Regions from separate parts of the Homo sapiens genome. Here region 2 is linked to region 1. A link is an interaction called in ENCODE POLR2A ChIA-PET data of the cell type or tissue named here. Cell type or tissue: HepG2. All regions are shown on one strand. Each heading gives the region's core, and the rest is flanking DNA. Links, peaks and the distances in the headings are about the cores only. Region 1 overlaps SLC16A3 (solute carrier family 16 member 3). Region 2 has its middle 12 kb from the start of TEX19.

The links. Peaks named below come from ENCODE experiments on the same cell type or tissue, not always from the same donor. Only the 100,000 strongest peaks of a DNase experiment are listed, where the experiment ranks them.
Region 2: POLR2A ChIA-PET joins it to region 1 with 28 read pairs; 8 of 35 experiments call an interaction of 5 or more read pairs at or near these places.

What each region holds. Positions count from the first base shown.
Region 1 is chr17:82,236,953-82,245,267 of GRCh38, reverse strand. It overlaps SLC16A3 (solute carrier family 16 member 3), which reads right to left. Exons shown (of 5, transcript NM_004207.4): 4 at 7,375-8,130; 5 at 5,182-6,566. The coding sequence ends at 6,292. CSNK1D (casein kinase 1 delta) reads left to right here. Exons shown (of 9, transcript NM_001893.6): 9 at 437-2,601. The coding sequence ends at 487. Among named protein-coding and RNA genes, the nearest start is that of MIR6787, 4.4 kb to the right of the region's middle. RefSeq lists enhancers at 1,326-1,405, 5,697-6,467, 7,238-8,009. In HepG2, for the core only: CTCF peaks have their summits at 792 (motif pointing left), 3,593 and 4,027; DNase peaks (open chromatin) are centred at 2,117, 2,727, 3,387, 5,037 and 2 weaker places.
Region 2 is chr17:82,342,843-82,351,157 of GRCh38, reverse strand. No RefSeq gene overlaps it. Among named protein-coding and RNA genes, the nearest start is that of TEX19, 12 kb to the left of the region's middle. RefSeq lists enhancers at 542-661, 5,893-6,428. In HepG2, for the core only: a CTCF peak has its summit at 741 (motif pointing right); DNase peaks (open chromatin) are centred at 1,694 and 4,567; H3K4me3 peaks cover 974 bases.

The DNA.
Region 1 (8,315 bases), core at 120-8,119:
CTTCTGTCGGGTCTGTGCCGCTGGGAGACCCGCTGCAGTTTTCACACTGTGCACACTCTGGAAATGTGTTGACAGGAACTGCTTTTCATGTCTTCCCTGAGAGGGGTACCCATTTTCAAACACCAGGTTCCTTTCCAGGAAGGGAGGCAGGAGCACCCGTCTCCGCTCCACTCGGATCCTTCGACCCTGCCGAGCCCGGCTCCGCGGGCACCTTGCTTGCATGCCTCTTCCTCCTTCCCGTCTTCCTGTCACTCGTTCTGCTGAGCACGTGTCCCAGCCACAGAGGCCCCTGTGCGTGGCGGGGGACGCAGGCGTCTAGACTGGGGCTAGGCGGTGGCGGTGCGTCCCCTCCCTGCCCAGCACCGTCACTGTGGTATCTGCCTGGCCGGCTCCCCCAGCCCCATGCTGACCTTCTCCTGTGCTTTGGCTCCGACAGATTCCTGGTCGGGTGGCTTCCAGTGGTCTTCAGTCTGTCGTGCACCGATGAGAACTCTCCTTATTGCTGTGAAGGGCAGACAATGCATGGCTGATCTACTCTGTTACCAATGGCTTTACTAGTGACACGTCCCCCGGTCTAGGATCGAAATGTTAACACCGGGAGCTCTCCAGGCCACTCACCCAGCGACGCTCGTGGGGGAAACATACTAAACGGACAGACTCCAAGAGCTGCCACCGCTGGGGCTGCACTGCGGCCCCCCACGTGAACTCGGTTGTAACGGGGCTGGGAAGAAAAGCAGAGAGAGAATTGCAGAGAATCAGACTCCTTTTCCAGGGCCTCAGCTCCCTCCAGTGGTGGCCGCCCTGTACTCCCTGACGATTCCACTGTAACTACCAATCTTCTACTTGGTTAAGACAGTTTTGTATCATTTTGCTAAAAATTATTGGCTTAAATCTGTGTAAAGAAAATCTGTCTTTTTATTGTTTCTTGTCTGTTTTTGCAGTCTTACAAAAAAAATGTTGACTAAGGAATTCTGAGACAGGCTGGCTTGGAGTTAGTGTATGAGGTGGAGTCGGGCAGGGAGAAGGTGCAGGTGGATCTCAAGGGTGTGTGCTGTGTTTGTTTTGCAGTGTTTTATTGTCCGCTTTGGAGAGGAGATTTCTCATCAAAAGTCCGTGGTGTGTGTGTGTGCCCGTGTGTGGTGGGACCTCTTCAACCTGATTTTGGCGTCTCACCCTCCCTCCTCCCGTAATTGACATGCCTGCTGTCAGGAACTCTTGAGGCCCTCGGAGAGCAGTTAGGGACCGCAGGCTGCCGCGGGGCAGGGGTGCAGTGGGTGTTACCAGGCAAAGCACTGCGCGCTTCTTCCCCAGGAGGTGGGCAGGCAGCTGAGAGCTTGGAAGCAGAGGCTTTGAGACCCTAGCAGGACAATTGGGAGTCCCAGGATTCAAGGTGGAAGATGCGTTTCTGGTCCCTTGGGAGAGGACTGTGAACCGAGAGGTGGTTACTGTAGTGTTTGTTGCCTTGCTGCCTTTGCACTCAGTCCATTTTCTCAGCACTCAATGCTCCTGTGCGGATTGGCACTCCGTCTGTATGAATGCCTGTGCTTAAAACCAGGAGCGGGGCTGTCCTTGCCACGTGCCAAGACTAGCTCAGAAAAGCCGGCAGGCCAGAAGGACCCACCCTGAGGTGCCAAGGAGCAGGTGACTCTCCCAACCGGACCCAGAACCTTCACGGCCAGAAAGTAGAGTCTGCGCTGTGACCTTCTGTTGGGCGCGTGTCTGTTGGTCAGAAGTGAAGCAGCGTGCGTGGGGCCGAGTCCCACCAGAAGGCAGGTGGCCTCCGTGAGCTGGTGCTGCCCCAGGCTCCATGCTGCTGTGCCCTGAGGTTCCCAGGATGCCTTCTCGCCTCTCACTCCGCAGCACTTGGGCGGTAGCCAGTGGCCATGTGCTCCCAACCCCAATGCGCAGGGCAGTCTGTGTTCGTGGGCACTTCGGCTGGACCCCATCACGATGGACGATGTTCCCTTTGGACTCTAGGGCTTCGAAGGTGTGCACCTTGGTTCTCCCTTCTCCTCCCCAGAGTTCCCCGGATGCCATAACTGGCTGGCGTCCCAGAACACAGTTGTTCACCCCCCCACCAGCTGGCTGGCCGTCTGCCTGAGCCCATGGATGCTTTCTCAATCCTAGGCTGGTTACTGTGTAAGCGTTTTGGAGTACGGGGCCTTGAGCGGGTGGGAGCTGTGTGTTGAAGTACAGAGGGAGGTTGGGGTGGGTCAGAGCCGAGTTAAGAGATTTTCTTTGTTGCTGGACCCCTTCTTGAAGGTAGACGTCCCCCACCCGGAGAGACGTCGCGCTGTGGCCTGAAGTGGCGCAAGCTTGCTTTGTAAATATCTGTGGTCCCGATGTAGTGCCCAGAACGTTTGTGCGAGGCAGCTCTGCGCCCGGGTTCCAGCCCGAGCCTCGCCGGGTCGCGTCTTCGGAGTGCTTGTGACAGTCCTTGCCCAGTATCTAGTCCCCGTCGCCCCGTGCAGGAGACGTAGGTAGGACGTCGTGTCAGCTGTGCACTGACGGCCAGTCTCCGAGCTGTGCGTTTGTATCGCCACTGTATTTGTGTACTTTAACAATCGTGTAAATAATAAATTCATAATGACTTCTACCTTTCTTCCCTCCCCTTTCCATGTGGTCTTTATTTCATCAGCTTGAGAGTTTTCACTGTGTTGAGGTGAACTGTGTGAAAATACTTCTTTGAGATGGCTGTTTGTTCTTTCTCAGCCTGTGGGTGTCTGGGAGCTGGCAGAGCAGGAGAGCTGCCCCCTGGGCCTGCTGCCGGGCAGGGAGGGGTGGCGACTGCTCCTCGCCGTGCTGCCCCCTTGGGCTCTGTTGTGCACACAGAAGTCCACGCACTTTCTGTGTGACGGTTCTGGAGAGTCCCTGCCTTCTCGGGCGGCACCGGCAGCCGCACTCCAGCCGCCTGGGGTGAGCGCATGTCCCTTCCCCCTGCCATAGGGCCGTGGTGCTCAGGGATCCCCCTGTCGCTTGAGCTGTTGAAGCCCAGGAGCTGCCCGATGGCCCTGCACAGGCACAAGGAGATAGGGTTCCTCTTCCCCCCCCCCCCAGAGCACACAGCAGTGGCCCCTATCCAAGGCCTGCGGGGGCTGTCAGGCTGCCAGAGCAGGGAGGTCTGCACCAACTCCTAACCTGTGCTCGTGTGTGGGTGAGCTCAGCCAGGCTAGGCCGCCTCCCCTCCCAGCTCCCCTCCCACCCCCACCTCCACCCAGTACTCTCCACTCCAGGCCACTCCCTTGGCCCCTTGGCCAGGGTCACGCTGCCTAAGAGGAGGATATTTTTGTTTGTAGTGAAAAAGCACAGGGACTTCGGGTCACTTGCCTGGAGGTTGCTCTAAGAACGGTGTAGCTTTCTGAGCCCCACGTTCCGGGGCTGTCCCGCCAACTCTGCCTGTGATGCACTCCTTCCCCAACCGTGGGGATGCCCATGGCCTGGAGCTCTGCCAGCCCCTCCTGCCCAGACTTTGCCTCCTCCCAGGCCCTTCCTCTCAGCCATTCTGGCTGTGCCCTGGGCATCTGAGCTGGCTTCCGGGCCTTCCCTGTCTCCAGCCCGCCTCACGTGGTTCCCTCTTGCTGCCCCAGACTGAGACACCGTGTGGGGCCTCACTGTGGCCGTGGGTGAGGCTCAGCCCCTGCCCCGCTCACCGGCCCCAACCGGAAAACGGCAAGACCCAAGTTCCAGTTCCTGCCTGAGCTTCCCAGGCCTGCAGCTGCCCTCCTGGGGTTCCCTGCCCTGAGAGGGAGCAGGGGCTGCATGTCCTCAAGGCCTGTTCCATCTCATCTGCGGGGGCATGAGCGGACAGAGTTAGAGGGCTTGTTCTCTGAACCTGAGTCTGGCTGGGTCTGTGTCCTCAGGCATGGTTTAGACGCTGAAAAGAGCAGGCCCTCCAGGTACTGGGCAGCGCCTCCCGGGAGCTTCACCATAGACCCCTCGGAAGGCTGAGGGACGGCAGCGTCCGGGGCCACCAAGCCCTTTCTGGGTCCCCTGTGCCTCCCCCGCCACCTCCCCCGGCACAGGCCTTGCACACATCTGTTCCAGGGCTGTTCTCTGGGAAGGCCCAGGCCGGGCGGACACCTCCCTTCTCCCTCTGATCTGGGATCATGTGAAGAAGTCTGTGCGCCCTCTGCCCCCCACCCCCACCCCAAGTAGCAGTGGGTTCTGGACGGACGTGTCTCTGGTCAGGGGATCTTCACAACACGGTAGACCTGAACCACTTTTGGCACTAGAATCTGTCGCCGGGGTTGGGGGATAGCTCTGCAGCCCACGCACCAGACCTCTGCCCCCAGCTTCTTCCCAGTGGGCTCCGGGCTTCCCTTCCCTTCCCCTTCACTCCTGCCTGTCGGGTCAGAGCAGACCCACTGCCCCATGGCTTCCCTCCTTTAAAGGCACCAGCTGAGGGAGGAGGTAGTAGAACTCAGCGCCCACTCACGCCCACCCTGCGGCACAGGGACCCCAGCCCCCACACGTCCTGTGCCCCCAACCAAGCGTGGCTGCCTTCCCACATCTGGACCACTCCTGAATCACTGAGCACGGTCCCTCAGGCATGTCTGTCCGGGAGCAGCACTGCCTGGCTACTTTGTGTTGAGCCTCTGCTGTGTGCTGTGGGTGTGGGGACCAGAGTGGGGCAGACGAGGGGTGACAGTTGAGCTAGAGAGACTGCTTCCTGCCTAGGGGAGGGTGAGGGCCCGAGATACCTGGAAACAGGGTTCCAGGAGCGAGCACCCCTCACCCGGCCCATGACCTCCCTGCCAGTACCTCTGTAAGCCCAGGTCACTCCTGAGGTCAGCAGAACCAGGGACAGCCAGGTCCAGAGGCGGCAACCCCTGGGTGTGAGCAGTCCCCTGGTGGCCCTGATGTGGGGGTGCCAGCGGGGGAAGGCCATGTGTCCTCTGAGGCCCGGGCTGCCTGCTCCCCACCTCCTCGTCTGCTCCCTGCCTCCTCGTCTTTCTCCCTTCAGCTGCTGGGTGGGACTGGTGGACTCTGCCGAGACACATGGGCCTAGCTGTGCAGAGTCTGACCTTGATCCCTGCAACTGCTGGCACTGCCCGCCAGCCTGAGCCCTGCTAGAGGCCTCCACAGCCCTGAGGCTGCAGGCAGGAGCCTGGGCTGCAAGAGCTCAAGCCCAGCTGGCGCAAGGCCAGGGGCAGATGGGGACAGCTGGACCTGAGATGTGCACTTTTCGCTTGCTTTTCATTGCAGAGGAGCAGGGACATGGCATCTCTCCGGCTGCACGCGGCCCGCCAGGGCACCCGCTGCCGTCCCCAGCGCCCACGACGCACCTACTGAGGGCCCCGGCGGCCTCTGACCGGGCTCCCAGCCACGCAGGCCACTGCTGGCCACGAGGGCAGGTGGGTGTTAGGTGTCCAGGACAAGCCCAAGCGCTGGGCCGGGCTGGATGGAGGACAGGGTGCAAAGACCAGCCCTGGGCACTGACCACACCACGCACACTGCCAGCCAGGCAGAGGGGCGAAAAAGGGAAGGCAGGAGGGTCCTGTTTCTTAAACACAGCAGTGAATAAAGTGGCTTGTTCCACCTCAGCTCCCATCTAACCACCACGTAGGGGCTCCCTGGCACATTTCAGAGGCCACCCTGGCACAGCGGCCTCCAGGCACCTGCCCCGCAGCCCCCTCCATGCAGCGCCTGCCCCTGCTACGAATGCTATGCCGCTGCAGGGAAAGCTGGCGAGGACAGAGCCACGGTAGGAACAGCCAGGCCATCAGCAGACGTGCGAGTCAGGACACAGGCCACACAGCAAAACCACATACTCCTAGGAAACCGTTGGTCCTAACACTCCACCCACACGCAGGTTTATTTCCATCTTCCAGGGGTGGAAAGAGCTGTCCCCAAGACACTCAAGAGGGGTGGGCACAGGCCCCATGTGAGCCCAGGGTAGGACGGGCTGGAGAGGGCCCCACGCAGCACCTGCCCTGCCAGCCTGTCTGCGGCCCACCCACCCTCCCATTAAAGTCACGTTGTCTCGAAGCATGGGTTTCCAGGTCCTTGAGCATAGCAGTGGCCGCAGGCCACCTGGGAGCAGCAGGCGGGGCCCCTGGTGAGGATGCCTTGTAACCTTGCGGCTTGGCTTCACCGCAGATCCACTCTGGAATGACACGGTTCCCACCCCGCCACCTTCCCCCTCAAAACACTGATCGGGCGACGATCCGCTGGGCCGGCAGCTGGAGCCCAGCCGTGGCCCTGCCTGAGCCAGTCCAGTTTGTAAAATAAATAGCAAGCGTTGCCGGCTTCTGTACCTCCTCCCTGTGCCTGCCGGCCCCGCCCAGCCACTCAGACACTTGTTTCCGGGGTGTGAACCACCTCCCCGTTTTTCTCAGGCTCAGCCTTCAGGAAATGCTCCACCTCCCGCAAGTCCACCCCCGAGTCTGCAGGAGGCTTGTGGAGCTTCTCCTCCTCCGCGGCCGCCACCTCAGGCTGTGGCTCTTTGGGCTTCTTCCTAATGCAGAAGAAGTTGCCCAGCAGCAAAATCAGGGAGGAGGTGAGCACCTCGGCCCCCGCCAGGATGAACACGTACATGTAGACGTGGGTCGCATCCAGGAGTTTGCCTGCGGGAAGACCCCGTCAGTCCCAGCCGCTCATGCGGGCTGCCCCCAGGGCCCACGGCTCCACCCAAGCCTGTGTCTCGGTGTCTCAGCACGCAAGGGTCACCCTGTCTGCCTCTGAGCTTGTGGGGCTGGGAGGTGTTCTCTCCCCTCCATGTGTTTCAGCTGGGGGCATCCTCCCTCCTCCTCAGGGGAACCAAGACTTAAGAGGCTAAAAATAGCAATGGCTTTGTGGAGTTTGGGTTTCGGTTGGTGGCAGGAGTCACGCTGGTCCCCACGGAGTCCCCCTGAGGCTTCCAGTCGGCAGCCCCAGAAGCCCTACTGTGTTCAGTACCAGCCCTGTGCCCTGGCCACCGCGGACTCCAAGACATGAGCCCTCCCCAAGCCCAGGACCCCCTCGCCAGGCAGGCGGAGCCTGGGCAAGGCTGCTCCAGTCAGAACTTAATTTCCCTCACGTGTTAGCTCAGTCATCCTTCAAAAAGGAGAGGCCCCAAAATGCAAAAGCCGGCTGTTGGGTTGCCTGGAGCTGCCGCGTGGTGCCCAGGCAGAGCCTGGAGGAGCTGCCCCCCCCCGGGCCCAGCCCCTAGCCACCCTGCCTGTCTGGACACACTGTGCCGGACGGAGCACCCCACTCCTAATGGAGACCCGCTAGCCCCAGCAGAATCAGGGTTGGTCCAGCACAGTGCACCCCCTCCAGCTCTGAGTCCCACACTGCGGGTGGCTGCCGAGGGGTGCGCGTCCCCCCCCTCGCAAAGCGGGCGTCTGACGGGAAGGGCAGGTGTGGGGAACTGCCTGGGGGCGCAGCGCTCACCTCCCGAAGGGGGCCCGACGAGCACGGCCACCGCCTCCATCAGCAGCACCAGGCCAATGGCACTGGAGAACTTGTGGGTGCCCACGATGGCCATGAGCACCTCGAACTGCAGGGCCCCCACCATGCCGTAGGAGATGCCAAAGAAGATGCAGAAGACCACGAGGCCGCCGTAGTCGCCCGCCGTAGAACCCGCCAGGTCCGCGAGGCCGTTGAAGAACATGGAGAAGCTGAAGAGGTAGACGGAGTAGGGCCGCACCTTCCCAAGCCCCGCCACGAAGCCCGCGGCCGGCCGCGCGAAGATGTCAATGAAGCCCAGGATGGTGAGCAGGAAGGCGGCCTTGGTGTCGGGCACGCCCAGGTCCTTGGCGTAGCTCACCACGAACACGGGCGGGACGAAGAGCCCCAGCACCATGACCGAGGCGGCCACGGCGTAAAGCACAAAGCCGCGGTCCCGGAAGACGCTCAGGTCTAGCAGGCGCCGGGAGGGTCGCGGCGGCCCCGAGCCCGGCTGGGCCGTGACCACCAGGGGCCTCATGAGTGCGGCACACACGCAGCAGTTGAGCAGCAGGCCGCCCAGGATGAGGAAGCCGCCCCGCCAGCCGTAGCGGTCCTGCAGCAGCTGCCCCAGCGGGCTCAGGGCACACAGGAAGACAGGGCTACCTGCTGCCGCCAGCCCGTTGGCCATGGGGCGCCGCTTGCTGAAGTAGCGGTTCAGCATGATGAGCGAGGGCTGGAAGTTGAGTGCCAAACCCAACCCTGGAGGAAAGGGAATGTGGTGAGAGCCCCCCAAGGCTGCCCCAAAGCCCGAGACCCTCATCTCTGCCCCCAGGTTCCCACAGGCTCAGGCTCCCAGGGTGCAGAGCCCCTGCCACCCACCCACTCGAGAGGGGGACAACGAGGTGGGGCCGGGACACCCCGCAGCCACCCGCCCTGCTGTCCTC
Region 2 (8,315 bases), core at 116-8,115, 110 kb before region 1:
GAGTTACCTGGAAATAAGAAGCTCAACAATTGTAACATTCTCGGGCTGCCAGCAACTCCATGTCTGAAGCCCAGCCTGGATCGAGCCCTGGAGAAGCCTCGAGGGTGGGCCGAGGTGGTGGCCCGTCCAGCCCTCCTGGACAGGCCCAGTGGCTGGGACAGAGGCCTCCGAGGTGCCGGGTGTGCCGGCCCCACGATGGTGCACCTGCCGCCACCCCGGTGAGATGGGCATCACCCAGGGAGGCGCAGAGAAGCCGGCAGCGCAGCCAGGACTGACACGTAATCCCGACACCTGGGCCATCGGCAAGAACTGTCAGCCTACTTGACCTCTTTTTGTGACAAATCAGATCCTCCCCCAAGAACAGACCAGTGTCTGTCAGCATCAACCCCCACAGACACCTCTGCTGGTGTGGCAGGTGACATTGCCACAGTGGGGCCCTGAGTCAGGCGGCAAGTCTCTGTAACAAACAGCTCCAGGAGCAGTCATGCTAGTGGGGGGCTCAGCCTGTGCAGGCCCTGGGACCTGGGTAAAGTCGAGGTGCAGCATCAGAGTCCGGGGCCCCTGCACCCCAGGCCAAAGGTTGCCCTCATCCCACAGAGCCTTCCGTTGCAGCTGGTTCAGGCCCCGGGGCCAGCCGGGCATCTCGCCCTGAAAACCACAGGCTCCGTGCAGAGGGGAACCCGAGAGAGGCCTGCAGATGCCACACATGATGCTGGTGTCACATTGAAATAGTTTCGGCAGGGGGCGGTGGCGCACGCCTGGAATCCCAGCACTTATGGAGGCCAAGGCAGGCGGATCACCTGAGGCCAGGAGTTCAAGACCAGCCTGGCCAACATGGTGAAACCCCATCTCTACTAAAAATATAAAAATCAGCTGGGCGTGGTGGTGCACGCCTGTAATCCCAGCTACTCTGGAGGCTGAGGCAGGAAAATAGCTTGAGCATGGGAGGCAGAGGTTGCAGTGAGCTGAGATCACACCACTGCACTCCAGCCTGGGTGAAGAGTGAGACTCTGTCTCAAAAAAAATAAAAAGAAAAAAAAGAAATAGTTTGACCCCAGAGTCATTCTGGCACAACCTAAAAAGCCGACTCTTTAACATTTGAGCTTTTAAAAATACCAAATAACCTGGGAAAGTGACACGCTGTCCCTGTGGCCATGGGGCCATGTGAAGGGTGACGTGTCTTGCGCAGATGCCCTGTGTGCGGCCCTCACTGAAGCTGCAGGGTCTGCTGCCGCTCACAGCTCTGGACTCCAGACGTCTGCCTCTCGGGACACTTGGGACTCGATTCCACAGCTCCAGAAAACCCAGGAAACCCGAAGGCGACCTCAACACCGTTCGTTCTCTCAGTAGCATACGTGATAAATGAAGTAAAAACTCCTTTAAAGCGAGGGTTTGGGGAAACAGAACTGTTGTGTCTCAGACGGCGTTAACCAAGTTGCAATCATTTTACAATTGGGAAACTTTCTAAGAAAACTATCTACACATCTGCTTACAAATCAAAGCCAGAGTGTTTTCTACCGTCAGGAAACTGGGAGAGGCTCAGGAATGAGGGGGAGGCAGTCAAGAAATCGCTAATTAAAACCAGCGCTTTCCCACCCTTCTGGCTGGGAGGGGGCCGGGAAAGACGAGGAAGTGGAAGAGGTCAGGAGAAGGCAGTGAGTGAACAGATTACTGTCCCAGTCTCCACCTTTGTGTTTATGTTTGTACTTTTCCATGATAAAAGCTTTGTTCTGAACATCGGCCTCCCCCGGGCTGTGCAGAGCTCCACGGCCCCGGCTACCCCAGTGGCTCCAGTGGCCGACAGGGTTGATTCTACTCACCTGAGCAGGTGAGCCTCCCCAGAGTCACCTGGCATCGCTCTGGTGGGTTTGAAGGAGAGGTCAGGATCCCAGGACATGCACGCGCGGGTGGCAGTGACCCTACCAGAGCTGGGGTCACGGGGGGAACTGAGGCACCCCCCACAGACATTTTTAAATTCTAAAATCAGATGCTTTTGTTTAGTTGTTCAGAGTGAGGCTTCTATGCCCCTGCATGTGCGTCTCCAGTTTGGAACTTATGCTCCTCTAGGAGTTCCCGAGGCTCTGCGTAGAGATCAGTGGAAGAATTGGCTCAGATCAGCCTCAAGTCCTGAGGAGCAATCGTATTTCAGGGACGGCTGGCTTATTTCATTTATTATAATTCTCCTATTTACTATTCAATTCCAACACAGCAGGTTTCCAAATGTGAGAGGGAAACATTTACGTCGTGGGGACTGTGGCTGTAAATTCCCACTATGGCAGGTTTCTCTTTGACAAATAAAAGCGTTGGTTGAATTATTGACAAGGAAGATAGATTTAGAAATGTGTGTCAGACGTGGGGCTGGGTGAGTTTGTGAAGGAGAGAGAGGTGAAGGAAAGCTATGAGGCGAGCAGGGCAGGGTGGCAGCCGGCCAGCCCAGGGGGTCTCGTGGAAAGCTATGAGGCGAGGAGCAGGGCAGGGTGGCAGCCGGCCAGCCCAGGGGGTTTCGTGGGTGTTTATGCTGGGACCTTGGCCCAGGACCCCACCTGGCAGCCTCTCCTTCCCAGCAGGGCCAGCCCCCTGCAGCCCCAGGCCCTGGGGGGCAGTCTTGGAGGGGCTCTGGCTCTGATGTCTTCCCTCCCTCCAACGCTGGTCCCAGCACTCAAATAGAAACTCAAATCCTATTTTCTGCGGGTAGAGATAGGATGACAAGAGGCCTCCCTTCTAGAAAGGAAAATGAGAGATCAGAAAAATCAGAAAAACCAGAAGGCATTGGCTGGGTGCAGTGGCTCACGCCTGTAATCCCAGAACTTTGGGAGGCCGAGGTGTGGGGATCACCTGAGGTCAAGAGTTCAAGATCAGCCTGGCCAACACGGTGAAACCTCGTCCCTACTAAAATACAAAAATTAGGCGGGCGTGGTGGCAGGCACCTGTAATCCCAGCTACTCAGGAGGCTGAGTCAGGAGAATCACTTGAGCCTGGGAGGCGGAGGTTGCAGTGAGCCAAGAACGCACCATTGCACTCCAGCCTGGGTGACAAGAGCAAAACCCTGTCTCAAAAGACAAGACAAGAAAATCAGAAGGTCTTAGCTCTGGTGGAAGAGCCCGGAGAGAGGGCGTTCAGGCTGGGACCCCCTCAGTCTCTCTGTCTCCAGAGGGGGGCGTTCAGGCTGGGACCCCTCAGTCTCTCTGTCTCCAGAGAGGGGGCGTTCAGGCTGGGACCCCCTCAGTCTGTCTCCAGAGAGGGGGCGTTCAGGCTGGGACCCCCTCAGCCTGTCTCCAGAGGGGGGCGTTCAGGCTGGGACCCCTCTGTCTCTCTGTCTCCAGAGAGGGGGCGTTCAGGCTGGGACCCCCTCAGTCTCTCTGTCTCCAGAGAGGGGGCGTTCAGGCTGGGACCCCCTCAGTCTCTCTGTCTCCAGAGAGGGGGCGTTCAGGCTGGGACCCCCTCAGCCTGTCTCCAGAGGGGGGCGTTCAGGCTGGGACCCCTCTGTCTCTCTGTCTCCAGAGAGGGGGCGTTCAGGCTGGGACCCCCTCAGTCTGTCTCCAGAGAGGGGGCGTTCAGGCTGGGACCCCCTCAGTCTGTCTCCAGAGAGGGGGCGTTCAGGCTGGGACCCCTCAGTCTCTCTGTCTCCAGAGAGGGGGCGTTCAGGCTGGGACCCCCTCAGTCTCTCTGTCTCCAGAGAGGGGGCGTTCAGGCTGGGACCCCCTCAGCCTGTCTCCAGAGGGGGGCGTTCAGGCTGGGACCCCCTCAGTCTGTCTCCAGAGAGGGGGCGTTCAGGCTGGGACCCCTCTGTCTCTCTGTCTCCAGAGAGGGGGCGTTCAGGCTGGGACCCCCTCAGTCTGTCTCCAGAGAGGGGGCGTTCAGGCTGGGACCCCCTCAGTCTGTCTCCAGAGAGGGGGCGTTCAGGCTGGGACCCCCTCAGTCTCTCTGTCTCCAGAGGGGGGTGTTCAGGCTGGGACCCTTCTGTCTCTCTGTCTCCAGAGAGAGGGCGTTCTGCTGTATAAACAGGAAGCCCCGGGTGCCTGAGGATCCTTGGCACAAGCAGGGCGGGGACCGGGTCGGGGTCGCCCACATGGGCACTATCCCGAAATCTTGTGCCATCTCTTGTATTTAAAAGCAGAGTGGTTCTTCCCCCCACACTGTGGCGGCTAGCTAATTTTTTTAAGTTTTGAGTTTTTAAACCCGAACCTGCCGCTGAGCAGTTTGCAGCTTCACACTCGCGTGTGCAAGAAACAGCTTCCTGACTTCCCCCTCGGAGCCCTCCTGGGGAGGGGAAGCCGCTCCTTGGCTGCTGCGCCCTCAGACACACGCTCCCTTGTGTCAGGTGTGTCAGGCCTCTGAGCCGAAGCTCAGCCATTGTAACCCCTGTGACCTGCACATGTATGTCCAGATGGCCTGCAAGAGCCAAGAAGTCTGGGGCAACCCAAATCTACAAAAGAATGAAACAGCCAGCTCCTGTCTTAACTGATTGACCAACCTTACGACATTCCATGATGACCTGTTCCTGCCCTGTCCCACCTGATCGATCGACCTCGTGACATTCTTCTTCCGGACAATGAGTCTTATGATCTCCCCACCATGTACCTTGTGACCCCCTCCTCTGCTGACAATAGGTAACCACCTTTCACTGTAACTTTCCACTGTTTACCCCAGTCCTATAAAACGGCCCCACCCCTACCTCTCTTTGCTGACTCTTTTCGGACTCAGCCCACTTGCACCCAAGTGAATAAACAGCCTTGTTGCTCACACAAAGCCTGTTGGTGTCTCTTCACATGGACGCACGTGACACAAAGTGCTGGGGTTACAGGCGTGAGCTGCCACGCCCGGCCCTCTTTGCTCTTTCGTACGAATTTTATTTTTTATTTTTATTTTTTTTCTTGAGACAGAGTCTTGCTCTGTCGCCCAGGCTGGAGTGCAGTGGCGCGATCTCGGCTCACTGCAAGCTCCGCCTCCCGGGTTCACGCCAGTCTCCTGCCTCAGTTACCTGAGTAGCTGGGACTACAGGCGCCCGTCACCACACCTGGCTAATTTTTTGTATTTTTTTAGTGGAGACGGGGTTTCACCGTGTTAGCCAGGATGGTCTTGATCTCCTGACCTCGTGATCCGCCCGCCTCGGCCTCCCACAGTGCTGGGATTTACAGGCGGGAGCCACCACACCGGCCTTCGTATGAATTTTAGAACCAGTTTTTCCAATTTCATGAAAAATTATCTTAGGAATTATATTAATTTCGGGAAAACAGTTATCTTTGGGTCCCACGTAAACACAGGGAGTGGGAAACAGTCGTGTGGCATCTGTGGCACAGAACACAGAGACCAGGCCCCGGCGGCTCTGCCAAGCGAGGCTTCGTCCCGGAGACTCGGCGTGTGGCCTCCGGGTCACAGAAACGGCCTTCGTAGCTGTTTGATGTCACACCAACGAGACTTCATTCGTGTTAGCAGAACTTTGGGGACGACGTGACCCTGCGTGACAGCCGGGAACACGGGAGCCAGATGTGGGGACAGCGGCGAGCTGGCACCCCGGATGGAAAGCCGGACAGAAAGGCGGACAGAGCTGCAGCCACGACCAGGAGTAGCAGCAGGTCCTCGGACGAGAGGCAGCCCCCGTTCCCGGACCAAACTGAGGGTCGGGCCCCATAACGAGACGCAGCTGAACTGGGGAGGAAGCACGTGTTTATTTCCCCAACCGGTTACAGGGAGAAGGCCTGGACATTATCTCCAGACCAACTCAAAATTACAGTCCTCCAGAGCTTATCTACCTTCCACACGCTACGTCTACGTGTAAGTGTGCATTCATCTGAAGACTAAGTGACTAACTTCTAATCTGTAACTGAGGTCTGAGTCCTGAAGACCTTCCTCTGGAGCCTCAGTAAGTTTAATCTAGATGGGTCCAGGTGCTGGGTCATTACCCTTATCCTGTCTCCTGCTAAGTCACGGAGGTTGGAGAAGTTCCTTCGGGCCCCCAATAAGCTTGTTTGTGGAGGCCTGAGGAGTTCCTTCAGACCCGCGATAAAATTTGTTTTATCCTAAATGGGTCCTATTAAGAATTCCTTTGTTATTTTTTCATGCTTTAAGGCCCAGGAAAGGGCTAGGCAAAACTCTTGGTATGCTTCTGTTACATTCCAGCCTTTGTATAAGGGCACTGGCTTTTAACTCCCTCAGTACTGAAACTGGTCATGGAGGCCCACGTTAGTGAGACCTGGCCTACCGCACTCCCACCCAGCCCACGGGCGTGTAAATCTGTGCAGCCAGACACACCCTCACCCTGCAACCACCCCTGCAAACCCCCCTTCCCCACTTCCCCATTGTGAGATGTGGCAGCCCAGGGCGGAGTGGGTATTTGCCCTAAAGACAAACACCGCTGGAGGCACGGAGCCGACACAGGCGCCATGAGCTGACACAGGCACGGAGCTGACACAGGCACGGTGAGCTGACACAGGCACGGAGCCGACACAGGCACCATGGTGTCTGTGGGACTGTGACTGCCGAAGGCCAGAATCAGCCTACGCACACACACACGGGGCTGTTGACTTAGTCACCCCCCACCCAACACAGCAGCCATGCCTGGGAGGCCACCCCGCACCCACCAGGAGGGTCTCCAGGAGGGCCTGGTGTGGGCCAGGCTGAGCTCAGGACGCCGTGATGGTCGTGCCTCCTTCTGTGTCAAAGGGGAGGGGCAGATAGAATACGTGTTTTTCTTTGCTTTTAGCTACATAGTCTGAAGGATCCACAGGAGCACAATAAAGGAAGAGCCACCTGGGGCTGAGGAAGAATCAAGACTCTTGCCACCTGTGATGTGGAGTGCTCCGTCTCTGAAAGGTGTACCGTATTAGCTGTGGTTAAAAACAATTTAAGGCCAGGTGCCATGGCTCACGCCTGTAATCTCAGCACTGTCGGAGGCCAGGGCGGGAGGATCACCTAAGGTCAGGAGTTCGAGACCAGCCTGGCCAACATGGCAAGACCCACCCCCGCCCCCCCTGCCTCCCTGTCTCCACTAAAAATACAAAATTTAGCTGGGCATGGTGGTGGGTGCCTGTAATCCCAGCTACTCAAGAGGCTGAGGCAGGAGAATCGCTTGAACCTAGGAGGTGGAGGTTACAGTGAGCTGAGATCACACCACTACACTCCAGCCTGGGTGACAGAGTGAGACTCCGTCTCAAAAAAAAAAAAAAAAAAAAAAGAATTTTACCAAAGACCAGCTTTAGCTGTCTGCCCAACTAATTTTTCCTTTTCTTCTCCCTTGAAAGCAGCTTCACTAAGGCGGTGGCATGTCACAGCTCCATGATACAGAGCAGGGCTGCCCCGGAGAAGTGTGCGGAGAGCAGCAGCTCAGGGCAGGGCAGCCGTCACATTTATACCCACTTTTAACTACATGCAAATTAAGAGGTGGGGCATTCAGAATTTCCTAGAAAAGGGGTGGTACTTCTGGGTCATTGCCATGGAAAGGGGCAGTAACATCTGGGTGTTGGCATGGCAATGGTAAAGTGTCACAAACTCATGGGCCTATAGGAGCCAGCTGGCTGCAGGTGGCTGTTCTGACAGACTGGAACCTGCTTACCTGGCTAACCCTTGTCGCCTGATAGGTCATCCAAGGAGAGAACTTGAACCAAAATTTGGGTAAAGCAATCTCTGTGGCAGTTTGGTTTTATAAAACAAGACAAAACGAAACAAAAAAAATTGTTTTACCCTCTTTCTCTTTAGTTTCAAATGAGTTTCCAACGTTTACATTCTAGTTAGACCGTAAATAACGAGTCTTCGCACCAGCAGCTTAGTAACAGCAGGTTTAAAGCAAGAAAGAAAAGAGAGGACCAGAGAGCACCTTAGAACACTGCTTAACCACAGCACAGGTTCACCACTGGAGGTCTGAATTTTCCTCGCTGTCATTTGCCCGTCAGCTTAAAACATGCACAATGGGCTGTAATATGTAACCAGCTGGAGTCCCTAAGAGGACGACAAAATCAGGGGCCGGGATGTTGGAAACTGTTTTTCCCTTTTTGGGCTGGGCCCCTGGATTGAACAGGAAAATAGAAAAGAAAGGAAAGCGGAGGAGAAAGGTTTGCAGCAGGGAGGAGAAACAAGAAAGGAAGGAGGGAGGCTGGCGAGCCTCCAGCCACTGCGTGGTGCGGGGCCAGCACCCCCTCACCCTTGATCATCTCCCATCAGGGAAAGCCTCCGCACCCCAGACCTGCGCGGTGTGGGATGAATCCCTCCCACCTCCGCAGATCACCTGTCAAGGTCAGCTGTTCGCAGCCACAGGGAGCTAAGGGTGCTTTTGACCAAGAGGAATAACGCTTTGGTGGCGGACGGGAGGAGGACGTTGG